2 separate regions of the Homo sapiens genome follow, and region 1 is linked to region 2. A link is a contact called in ENCODE Hi-C data. All regions are on one chromosome and are shown on one strand. Each heading gives the region's core, a stretch centred on a gene start or an enhancer-like site at or near the end of the contact. The rest is flanking DNA. Distances are from core to core; before and after follow the strand shown.

The links. A loop is a pair of places that touch in the nucleus more often than their neighbours do. Pooled maps may share reads with other maps.
Region 1: a map of PC-3 shows a loop between it and region 2 (11-fold over the local background). The contact joins two enhancer-like sites. A Hi-C loop is called at or near these places in 1 of 168 maps with a recorded cell type or tissue (PC-3), 7 of 37 single-sample maps with no recorded cell type and 4 of 50 pooled maps.

Annotation. Positions count from the first base shown.
Region 1 is chr4:101,979,394-101,985,954 of GRCh38, forward strand. All of the region lies in intron 7 of BANK1 (B cell scaffold protein with ankyrin repeats 1), which reads left to right. Among named protein-coding and RNA genes, the nearest start is that of BANK1, 190 kb to the left of the region's middle. Within about 2 kb of position 2,423, at least 2 of the 41 ENCODE cell types and tissues checked have a DNase peak (open chromatin) inside an H3K27ac peak, as active enhancers do.
Region 2 is chr4:101,015,584-101,022,068 of GRCh38, forward strand. No RefSeq gene overlaps it. Among named protein-coding and RNA genes, the nearest start is that of LINC01218, 140 kb to the left of the region's middle. Within about 2 kb of position 4,493, at least 12 of the 41 ENCODE cell types and tissues checked have a DNase peak (open chromatin) inside an H3K27ac peak, as active enhancers do.

The sequences.
Region 1 (6,561 bases), core at 1,173-3,672, 960 kb after region 2:
TTATTGTTCTGAGTAGAAAAACTCCCTGTTTCTTATTGAAATGTTGCAAATGACTCACAATACTATTAAATGTTTCCTTTTCATTGAGTCAATATTCAACATTTTTTTGAGAATAAGTTGTTTTCAGAAAGACATATAAACTGAGAGAAAATCATAAAGGGTTAATAAATTATATGAAATTTGCTATTTCAGTTAGATCACTAAAACAAAATCGTGACTATCTATGTCTATCTCTCTATATGTATGATTTTGATTCTCACATTCTTAAGGACTGCTAACATACATTTACATATGTGTATATGTAAGAAATTTAGATTTGTGTAAGTATATAAATAAATATGTATATTTTGATAGGGACTGCCAAGTTGCCCTCCTAGGTGGTGAACCAATTCACACTTTTACAAATTAATGAAGATTAGTGCCCAATTTCTTGGCTATAAATTGTCAAACATAGAATTTTGCCATTTTTTATGGGAGTAAATTGGTATCTGACTTCTCTTAGTATTACTCAGATGAAACATATTTTCCTATTGTTTCAAACTATTTGTATTACTTTTTCTATAAACACTTGATATTCCTTGCCCAATTTTGTGGTTGTTTTGTTGACTTGTTAGTCCTTTACTTCTTCATTTTGAAAAATTCTCTAGATTTTGGGGAGATTACCACTTTATAAGTGGCAAAAGTTTTTTTCTTATTTTTCTTTTGAGTTTGATTGCATTAAGTTTCTTCTTGTGAAGAAATTTATCATTTTTGTGTTGCCAAGTTCATTAACTATTTTTTGTGGTTTATAGATTTCTGTGTCAATGTTAGAAAATTACTCAAGAGACTCTAAAGAATTCTGCTAGGTTTTTCATAATTTTGTTTTCATTTTTAACATTTAAATCGTTTATCCATTTTGAATTTATCTTGGTTGAGTAAGTGAGGATTGGATTTTATTTTTTTCCTGAGTATCAATTGTCCCAAAAATTGCTAGTTTTATTTTTTCCCAGTGATTTTCTGTGTCATTATTTTTACATAATAAAATGCCATATATATTTGAGTTATTTTTTTTTTACTTTCTCTTGTTCTGTTGTTCTCTTTTTCTGTTCATAAATGAGTCGTGACAGTGTGTTTTAATCTGATAAGGCTGCTCCCCTCCTCCCGTTGCTCTTCTTTTGCAGAAGCTTTTTGGATATTCTTATTTATATTGTCTTGACATTCAAACTTTAGAAAAACCTTGTGTATTTATGAAAAATAAAATGTTACTGGGATTGCTTTTATTTATAAATTAAATTGAAACAGTTTATGTCCTTGTGATGTTGAGTCTTTCTCTCCAAAGAAACAGTATGTCATCCCACTTACCTTCATCTTCTTTCATGTTTGCAAAGATGGTTTTACATTCTTCTTTCTTTTTTCTTCTCTTTCTTTGAGCATTTTTGTTAAGTTTATTTCTCTGCATTTGATTATTTGTTGCTATCATGAATTGGTCTTCATCAGGATCTTCTAACAGATTATTGTTTACATGTAATCAAGGCTATTAATTTAAGTGTGCTGCTACTGGCATCTTACTAAATAACTTTGATGGTTGTATTAAATTTGTACTTGATTTTCATGAGCTTCCCAAGCATATGAGACATCATCTGCAAATATAGTGATAGTTTCTCCTCTTCTTTCCAATTTTAATATCTCTAATTTTGTCCTCTTGTGAATTGTAACTATTCACTGAGTGAAGTGTTATTTAATAGTTGATAGTGGGCATCCTTGCCTTGTTTCCAACTTTAGTGAAAATGCCTCTATTATTCTCCCATTGAGCCTGATACTCTCTCTGTGACTGAAATAGATGTGTTTATCAGGTTATATAACTTTTCATTGATTACTATTCTGAGAATTAATTTTTATTTGTCAAGAATGCATGTTGAATTTGGTCAAATACCATTTTAGTGTCAATGGAGAGAGGAATATTCTTTTTCTCTTTAGACTAATTAATATAATAAAGTAGTTGAATAGATTTAATAATATTGACCTGATTTTGTGTTCTAGGAATAAATTCCCCTTGGTCATGATATATTTTTCTCGTAATGTGCTGACGGCTTCTGATTAATAAATTTTATTATTTTAACATTGAAATGCATGAGTTAAAATGTTCTGTAGCATATGTTTTTCTGAAATCATTGATGATTTTAGCTATACATGTTTCAAATAGGATTTGGATATACTTTTTTATATGCCTTGGCACATTTTAGTAACACTGGAATTATATATTTAAATATTTATCCTGATCTATGGCAGAGGGTTCCTGGTGGGAGTTCCCTCATCGGTTAAAATGTTCTGCTTTCTTCATCATTTTTTCTTTCTATACCTTTTCTAAGCTACTATACTAGTTCTTTCATTAATACATGATATTCAGTGAGTCAGCTTTGAAGATATCCATCTACTGTCAAAGGAGCCAGGTTGTTTTACAGGTTCACCAAGTTTTGGCTGCCACAAAATAAGAAGGCTTCCTGAAAGCACTGCTGCTTGGCATACTTCTTGTAGTAACCCTGTCACCGTCTGCTTTTTGAAGCTAAACTAGGTATGTGGTAGGGTGTGTGTGGGTAGGGATTGTGGTTCTGCTCCCACTCAGTTCCCCCATGCCTCTCTTATTACCAGCAAGGCTTTAACCCCCTGGATGGGCCCCTTGCCATGAGGAAGTGTACTTGTGCTCTTCCTCCCTGGGTCTGCTGCAGCTGCACTCTCTTTGCAGGGATCTCTTCTAAGCTTCCCTCATTTTCCTTCTGTTGGCTCCTATAATGAATTAGTAGCAGCTTTGGCAACCTTTTATATTTTATGGTGTCTTTTTTCTAGTTTCATTAACAATATTTTAAATATTTTAAAGATATTTTAATCTATATAATAAAAACATATTTTAATAATAATATTTTAAGACAGAACTTTAACAACCCATATAAATTGGCATTGATGGTCTATGACTCTGACATTGGTCAATCTTTTTGTAGAAATAAAAATTATTAGGCCTATTAGTGGCCTGAAATGCCTATCATTATGAAGTTTAGTAGAGAATTCTTTTTCTATTTATTGTGCTATTTATCATACCTAAGGAATACTTCAGCTAAGTAGGTATACATTTGTTTGACAATAAGCAAATATGATTTATTTAAATATTAGATTCTCTTTAACACATATTGTAGGCAATCAATAACTTTTTAAAGCACTTTTTTATTCGGCAAAAGTACTTACTATAGTACTTACTATAACACTCATAACATATACAGCTCCTATCACACCTTTGGATTATCATATATTTTACTATATCTGATTTGTTTCTGATTATGTCAAGAATACATCATTATTATGTAAAGAGAGCAGCAGTTGTATCATATTTCATTCCATTGACAAATATATTCAATGAATATAATCATTAAGTATAATTTAAAAATGCCGCCCAACCAATGCATCAAGTTAAACCGGTTTTACATATTTAATAATTTTATTCTAAGGCTATATATATATATGTATATACGCATGGAATTTCACCAAGATTATGTAGAAGCTTTCCCTAAATTCCCTAAAATTTAATCTCTTTAAGTAATGAAAATTTGTCCTTGAAGAATTTTCTGATAACAATTTTTAAAGATTTATTTTACTTTATTTTTATGCTATCATTTCCCAAGGCGCAGTATAACTATCCCCTAACAAATTGTAGTTTGGTTAGGCTTCAAGTTTAGTTTTAGGTTTGCTTTTCTTCTTATGCCTAATAAGTAATGGAAATATTTATCTTTAAAATTTTCTGTATGTGAAGCGCAAAGCCAAGTTATGGATAAAATGAAGTTAATATTTAAATTTTAAAATACACATTTATGACTTACTCTCAAATACAGCACTGACATTTAGCCATATTATATGCTAGAGGAAAATGTATGGAAATCTTTTAGAAGTTATTAGCAATTTAGTGCAGTGTTCAAAAGATCAGACTCTGGGATCATACTACCTGGACTTGAATCTTGTCTTTACCACGTAGTAGCTGTTGTGACTTTAAGCAAATTATTAAAGTTCTGCTCCTTAATTTCCTCATCCATAAAACAGTCTCTTCCACAATTTGTTCAAAACAAACTGTTGTGAGGATAAAGTGAGTTAATGTAATAAAGTGCTTACAACAATGCCTGGCAGCCATTATAATTTCAGTACAGCCCCTTCAGAAAATTGTTGGAAGACAAGATTATGAATAACTGACCTATTTGAAGTGTAGCATAGTATTCACAGATATTTAAAAGCTAACCATAAGATTAAAAGAAACAAATGGACCTGATTAAAGACTTCCTATCACAAAGGATTTTTTGGAAGAAGGGAGAAAAGATGTTCCAGATATTTAACACAGAGCAAAATTATTTAGCTGAAAGCATTAGATTTGTCAGTGCTTCAAAGCCTCCCCAAATTAGCTTATTTACTTTCAATATTATTTTAATTAATTTGTCAAAAAGTAATCCAAATAACATATTGGATAGCATTAATGCTTTGGCAAGGGCATAATAGCAAAGAATAGTACTGAGAGGATAATATGAAAGCCTGAAGTGCACAAGAAAAAAAATTCCAGAGCCAATCATAATATGTTCTGACTGTATTAAATCACAATGTTTACATAGATAAGAGAGGGGAATGTATAACTAGCTCAAGACATGCTGATATCAGATATGAAATGCATCTAGTGTAGATAAGCAGAGAATTTCATTTATATTACAAGAAACTAAACATTTATTAGTCACAATTTTACTAAAATACTATGTAAGGCTTAAGTTGCCACACTTCCAAAAGGACATAAAAGACCTAAGAAAGCTCGAAAAAGAGGAATGAAAAGTTAAGAAACCTTTAGTAAAGAAGCCCTGGGAAGAAAGTTAAGGATTAGGGTAGTTAGCCTAAAAAGTAGAGGCCAAGATCAATATTATCCTCCCTTTTAGAATATGGTGGGATTTTATGAAAATGACACTAAGTAGTTATTCTCTTTATAGAAAAGATAGCTAGCTTCAGCTTTAAGACCACTAACTTACCAGGAAAAGCTTTTTGTTTTGATGAAGATTTTCTATCCAGAAAATAAGGATATTATCTCATTTACCATTGACCTCTCAGAATTATTATACACATAACATGCAATTTGCAATAAAAGTGCTAAGTAGTTTTGAAGTAAAAGCACTAAGGGATGTTATCATTGCTGTCATTGATAGTGTTATGGAATAACAGTAATTCTTAGGGAACCAACTTAATTAAAGACAGAATTTCAATTAGATCTAAGAACAAACTTGCTGATTATCACTGTGATAAATGTGAAAATGAGATTCTGTGGGGAGGAATAAATGCCATCTTCATTCTCAGAGACCTTTCAAAACAAAAAGAAAACCATCATCCTAGGTTATTTTAAATAGCTATCTGCATAAGAAAAAGGGGGCAGGTAGAACAAAATCCTTTGAGTCTTTTTGGCAGTTCTGAGATAATGTAATCACGAATGCGACCTGAAGTGACAACTACTAGGAAAAGATAAAAGCCTATAACAATCATTGATCCTATGAAGAGTGGAGCAGGATATTTAACCATGTATACAATCTGTATTAGATTAGGTTCTCCAGAGAACAGAACCAATAGGAGATTTCAACAAGAGAGAGAGAGAGATTGATTTACTATGAGGAATTGGCTCACATTATTATGAAGGATGCAGTCAGCAAGCTAGAGACCCAGGAGAGTTGCTAGTGTGGTTCCAGTCCAAATCTGAAGGTCTGAGAACCAGGAGAGCCAATGGTGTAAGTTCCAATTCGAGTCCAAGTTTAAAGAGAAGATCAACATCCCAACTCAGAAACAGACAGGCAAGACAAAGAATACTTTCTTGTTCAGCCTTTTATTCTATTCAGGTCTCAACAGATTGGATGTGGTTCACACACGTTGGAGGAGGGTAATTTGCTTTACTCAGTTTACCAATTCAAATGTTAATTTCATCCAAAAACGCCTTCACAGATCCATCCAGAAATAATGTTAACCAACTATCTGGGCACCATGTGGCCTAGGCAAGTTGATACATAAAATTAACAATCACTAAATCTGGTTTTTTTTAATTTAGTTTTCAAAATTTATTACTACTTAATAGTTATTAAATCCCCATAGTAGGATTTCATAATATTGGGTAAAGGGTGTTAAATTTTAACTTGTGTTCTAGAAATGAGTGCTACTTGCTAATGTTATTATTTAATTGCTGCAGTATTCATTGACTTGCTTTATACCTTGGAAACATTTTTCAAGTTGATGCATGTAAAAATATTGCATGTTCAATCATGTTTCCATTTATGTCTGTTATAATCAGTGTAAACTTTCTTCCAAAATGAAAATAACATGAAATTAAAAAAAATAAAAATCTACATTCAACATCTAATAGATTTCCAATGTCAGATTTCTGACATTAATTATAAATAACATCTACCTCTAGCAAAATGAGTCTTTGTTTACTTTATGCATTTATTGAAGATTTATATTTTGTCAGATTTCAAAGGATTTGAGAGAATCCTTAGTAAGCTAAGAATCAAGGAAACATTTAAGGATAAAAGA
Region 2 (6,485 bases), core at 3,243-5,742:
GGCCAAGGCTATGAGTTGTCTTTTTTTTTTTTTTTTTTTTGAGACGGAGTCTCGCTCTGTCCCCCAGGCTGGAGTGCAGTGGTATGATCTTGGCTCACTGCAAGCTCTGCCTCCCAGGTTCACGCCATTCTCCTGCCTCAGCCTCTCGAGTAGCTGGGACTACAGGCGCCGGCCACCACGCCCGGCTAATTTTTTGTATTTTTAGTAGAGACGAGGTTTCACCATGTTAGCCAGGATGGTCTCGATCTCCTGACCTCGTGATCCGCCCGTCTCGGCCTCCCCAAGTGCTGGGATTACAGGCGTGAGCCACCGTGCCTGGCCGGCTGTGGGTTTTCTAAGGTAGAGTTCCTCAGCTGTGACAAAAACTCATGTTCATCTGAGTCTGCCACTGCATTGTGCCCATGGGTTGGGGACTAGAGGAACTGACTGAATCATGAAGCACATGCTGGCTGCTGTGCTGTGAGTAATTAAGTTGTCTCTGACCCAGGAGTCTCTTGTTTTCTGTCAGCATCTATGACACTGTGGTGGGCAAAATTGTTAACTCTGAAGCAAGATAAAGCCTCAGACACTTCACAATTCTTCATACTTCCTCCACTTAACATAATGTGTTTTGAGGCATTAGGTTATTTTATGTAGCATTAGTGTATCAGTTTCCTAGGGCTGCTGTAACAAACTATCAAAGGTTGGGTGGCTTAAAACAACACAAATTCATTTTCTCAGGAGGCTGGTGACCACAAGTCTGAAATTAAGGTGCCAACTGGGCTGTGCTCACTCTTGACATCTTTTCTTGATTCTTCCTGGCTTCTGGTGGTTTGCCAGAAACCATTTGTGTTCCTTGACTGGCAGTTACATAACTAAAATCTGTTTTCTTTGCCACATGGCATTCTTCCTATGTATGTGTCTATTTTCATATGGCTCCTTTTATATGGACACCAGTCATATTGAATTAGGAAGCCACCCTATTACAGTATGACCTCTTCTTAACTAATTACATTTTCAATGGCCCTATTTCTAAATGAGGTCACATTGTGAGGTACTGGGGGTGGGGACTTCAACGTATCTTTTTATGGGGGGGGGGCACAATTCAACCCATAAAAAGTATTGTTATTGCTAACTGCTATTCCATTGGATAGATGTACTACAGTGTGTTTATCCATTTGTCTGTTGAAGAACATTTGTGTTATTTCCAGACTGGTAATTATGAGTGATGTAGCTAAATATTTGTATACAAGTTTTTGTGTGAACATAAGTATTTATTTCTGTAAGGTAACTATCTAGGAGTGGGATTGCTGGGTCATATAGTAACTTTATCTGAAACTGTTTTCCAGAGTAGCTGTATCATTTTTGGATTACCACTAGGAATATATAAGAGTTGTAGTTGCTCTGCATTCTCTCTCTTTTTTTTTTTTTTTTTTGAGACAGAGTCTCGCTCTGTCGCCCAGGCTGGAGTGCAATGGCGCAATCTCAGCTCACTGCAAGCTCCGCCTCCTGGGTTCATGCCATTCTCCTGCCTCAGCCTCCCAAGTAGCTGGGACTACAGGTGCCTGCCACCACGTCCAGCTAATTTTTTGTATTTTCAGTAGAGACGGGGTTTCACCGTGTTAGCCAGGATGGTCTTGATCTTCTGACATTGTGATCCGCCCGCCTGGGCCTCCCAAAGTGCTGGGATTACAGGCGTGAGCCACCGCGCCCGGCCCCTGCATTTTCTTAAACACTTGATGTTATCAGATTTTTTGTGTGTAGGTTTCTTTTTTCCTACTCAAGTAGATGTGTAGTGGTATCTCATTGTGGCTTTAATTTGCATTTCCCTACTAACTAATAATGATACTGAGCCTCTTTTCATATGCTTGTCATCTATATACGTTGTCTGGTATGTTTGTTCAATCTTTTGCACATTTTAAAATTTGTTATTAAACTTGGAGAGATTTGTATATATTCTGTATACAAATTGTCTGATAGACGTGATTTGAACACATTTTCTTTCAGACAATTGTTTGTTCTTTCATTTTCTTAACACTGCCTTTTACAAAGGAAAAAATTATAATTTTGATGTGGTCTAATTTATCTTTTTTTTTCCATTCTGGTTTATGCTTTTGGTGTCATTTATGTGAACTCTTTGCCTAATCCTAGGTCACAAAGATATTGTTCTATGCTTTTATCTAAAGATTTTATACTTAGTATTTTAGATTTTGTAAATCCATGTTCCATTTTGAGTTAATTTTTGTATAAGGTATGAGGTAGAGATCAAATTCCTTTTTTCTGCCAATGGATCTCCAATTGTCTACCACTAATTTGCTGAAAAGTTATCTATTCACCATTGAAATATCTTTGTACATTTCTCGATTGACCATTTGTGAGTCTATCTCTGGACCTTCTGCTGTGTTCCACAAATTTATGTCTCCATCCTTCCATCAATACCACATTTTTTATTACTATAGATTTGGAGTAAATTTTAAAACTGGCTAATGTGAATCTTCCAACTTTGTTGGACTTTGAAAAACATTTTGGCTATTCTAGTTCTTTAATCTTTCTACAATACATAGATTTTAGAATCAGTTTGTCTATATCTGCAAGGAAAACTTGCCAGGGTTTTGATTGGGATTGCATTAAATCTAGACAGCCAATTCATTTGAGAATTGACATCTTAGCTACAGTAAGTCTTCCAATCAACTGAGCTCTAATGAACTCAGTGTCTTTCCATTTTGTAGGTTTTCTTTGATTTTTTTTATCAGCATCTTGTAATTTTATAATTTTTGTTTTCAATTGTATACATATCTTAAAAAACTTGAGGAAAAAAACCTATTATTTTTACCTACTTACTGTTATTTCTTCAAAATTCACTTAGTAATTCTCCCCTTGTTGTTTCTACCACTTTAAAATTACAAAGTCATAAAATTTGTCCAATCCTTATTAGACTCTTACATGGAAAGATTCACCTTAGCCAAAATAAATATAAGTAGCCAGGCGCAGTAGCTCACACCTGTAATCCTAGCACTTTGGGAGGCCGAGGCGGGCAGATCACGAGGTCAGGAGATCGAGACCATCCTGGCTAACACAGTGAAACCCCATCTCTACTAAAAATACAAAAAAAATTAGCCAGGCGTGGTAGCGGGCGCCTGTAGTCCCAGCTACTCGGGAGGCTGAGGCAGGAGAATGGTGTGAACCCGGGAGCGGAGGTTGCAGTGAGCCGAGATCACGCCACTGCACTCCAGCCTGGGAGACAGAGTGAGACTCCATCTCAAAAAAAAAAAAAAAAAAAGAAAAAGAAAAAGAAAGAAATATATCATAAGTATTATTCTTTTGTCCTCCCCATCTAGATTTACTATGCCTCTGTCAAGGTAGTGGTTACATTACTGTGGTAAGCAATGAATTCAGTTTCGTCTTATTTATAGGCTACTTTGGTAGTATTTTCCAGTAGTGAAACAGTGTTGCATGAGGAAGTGATGCCAGGAGCTGTGACCATCCTTGCAACCACAAGGACGGAAGCCAATAGAAGAATAGTGTGAGAAGGATAGAAACAGCCTCAGTCCTTAGTGATGCTGTTGAGCCACCAAACTAACCTTGGGTCCTCGAAGTCGCAGATGTCCTTGTCTGGGAATTGTAAATGTCTCTGTGGTTTGAACCCAGTTAGGTATTTTGTTACTTGCAGCCGAAATACCTCCTGATACAAACACTGATTTGGCTCCATCTTAGCTTCTCATTCTCATCACTTTTTGTGCCCCACCCCTCCTTTGCTTTCACCAAGTGGTCAACATATCACTATTTTTCTGGATCTTTTCCTCTGCTCTCACTTTTTCCTCTCACACTGGAGCCCCCTCTATGCCTGCCCCCTCTGCAGCCTCTCCAGCTTTCCTCTAGGTAGGAAGATTCCAACCAAGTCAGCTTTGCCTAGGTTTTTCTGACTACACCTACCTTCTCAGCCGCCCACCACACTCACAGGTGCTCACACACGCATACACAATCTTCACCTACGGAATATCTGAAGCACTCATTTGACTCTGCATGCTGCTGAATACAACAATAACTGAAGTTTACTGAGTGCCTACTTTCTGCCAGGCACCATGCCTACTACTTTATTTGCATCATCCCTTTTGAAACCCGTGAAAAGCTTATGAACTAATTACTGTCATTGCCTTCATATCACCAGGGAGAAAATGAGATTTAAAGAAGCTTAGTTTCTCAAGTTCACACAGACATCTAATAAGTATCAGAGCTATAAAAATTCCAACCCAGGCCTAACTGTAGGCCAGGACTGGTGTCAAGAACCCTATACAGAAGTGAGTACATGTGGCACACACATTGATTTATTTTCACTGCCACTGCATATTGTGAGAGACTAGATTTTTGTCTTGAATTTCACTGTACTCCTTTCTCTGCCACAGGCCTAGTAGAAATAGCTACACAATAATGCACCCAGTTGATCAGGTGGTAGTCCTCTCCCCAAGCACTCTCACATTCTCCAGCTGTGGCCTTCCCTTCTCTATAAACACAGCTATCTTTATTAGTCTGTGACTAGCCCTGTCAGAAACATATGAGTTAAATTTTACTAAGATGTTAATAGCTGACAAAGGTTGGTGGTTTCCTTCTCTGATTTGTATCTTAAAAAAAAAAAAAAAAGATTTTTAGAGAAGGTGTTTTGAACTCAAAGGAATGACTCATGGTAAAACTTCCGGAAGGTAAACAGTGTTGAATATATATTCAAAAGGCATTTTGTGAGCAAATTCTGGCAAGCTGATGGTGATAATGGGTGTGGTTGTTATGGTAAGGTAGGGTGGTGTGAAATAAGCAATCTTTTCAATATGAAAGCATTCCATTCTCTTCAAGGCACAGGCAACTTTTTTCATTGATTCTTCACCAGGAATCTCCAGATACTCCACCACCACTTATCTCCTTTTTCTGGGTGAAGTCTAATACACTAAAACAACAACAACAACAACAAAACCACCGCTTTCTTCTCATAACCTTTTCAGTTGTGAATGTTGTATTACATACTTAAATAATTCCCACATTTTTGTGTAAATTCATATCCATTAAACAACTATAAATGAAAATTAAATTAATCATACATAATCTTGTGTAACAGCCGTGTTAAGCAGTAAAATATTTGCCTGTGCTAGAAAATCTGTAGAAATAAAAATATAGAACTGAAATTTAAGTTAGCTTTAGAAATAAATTGGACTAGGTTTCTCAAACTTGTCTGATCCACAAGAATTTTGGTGGATGCTTATTAAAATGTAGGCTCCACTCCAGACCTTTGGGGACCAGGAAATTCTTACGAGAAAGAACAGGTAACATTGAACTGGGGTAAGTGTTTCAGCTGCTCTTCAATAATGGTTTGCCATTTGGAATCTGGGAGTGCCCACACCATAAGGTCATGCCAAAAAATATTTTATTTCTCCTTCCCTACCTCCCCTTCTTCCAAGAAACACTATGCCAGGCAGTGTTTCATCCTAAGAATGCAAAGATAGCAACAATGCTCACTGCAGTGCCAGACAGACAATAAACAATTACATGCAGTGGATTAAGTGTCAAAACGGAGGTAGTACAGGATACTGTGTGCTTAGAGAGGAGGAAATGACTCATTCCAGTATTTAAGACACATCTGAAATCTGCACATAGAAGATGCATGAATACAGACCCAGAGAATTGAGGAAGCCTGGTGTCTTCCGAACATTGTGAGAAGTCCACTATGGCCGAAGCTCAGGGTCAAGTTTGGGGTAGATGAGATTGGCAGGAATCAGATCGTGAATACACTTACATGCCACCTTGTAAGACTCTCTGCAGGACAGTCCTGCAGACAACCTGGAGTTGTTGAGAAGCCTAAATGTTTCCAGCAATTGGTATAAAAAGATTTGAAAATATAACATGACAAAAATGCCTTAGGGGAGAAGTTTAAGTCAACTTTGTTCTAAGCTAATATTCTATAGTCAATTAAAACTTTGATAATCTAGTGGAGACTCTTTTCAGCTGATACACAGCAAAAAACATAAAAGAGCTGCTTTGGTTGATGCAGAAAGCTCAGTCCCATGTCAGTATTCCTGGAAATACAAGCTTCTAGCCAACAGTTTGCAAATCAAAGTTCTGTGTTTTCGGAAGACTGAATAATTGCATGGATATTTAGAATCTTACGATTGAAGGGTAATTTAGATATCACCTAGTTCAATGTCTATCTTTGAAGAGAGTTTCTTCAACTACATCCAGTATAACTCCTTCCAGGCAGCATCACTCAGGAGGTGTCTAGGCACTGAATAAAGTTTGCCCAGGTTTTAACACTTGCAGCAAAGGGGAGGCACTTGCACTCTCCTGCAGCTTACTCTCTGGTTAAGCAGAGTCATTCCTTAAGCATCTATCCTATGGTAATTAGGCATCTTTCTGATTTAAAGAACGTCTTTTGGGATAACCAACTTGGTATTATAGCTATCATGACTTCTGCTGCTCACCTTTTAAGTTTCTTCAGTCCTTCCTTAAAACAGACACTCTCTCCT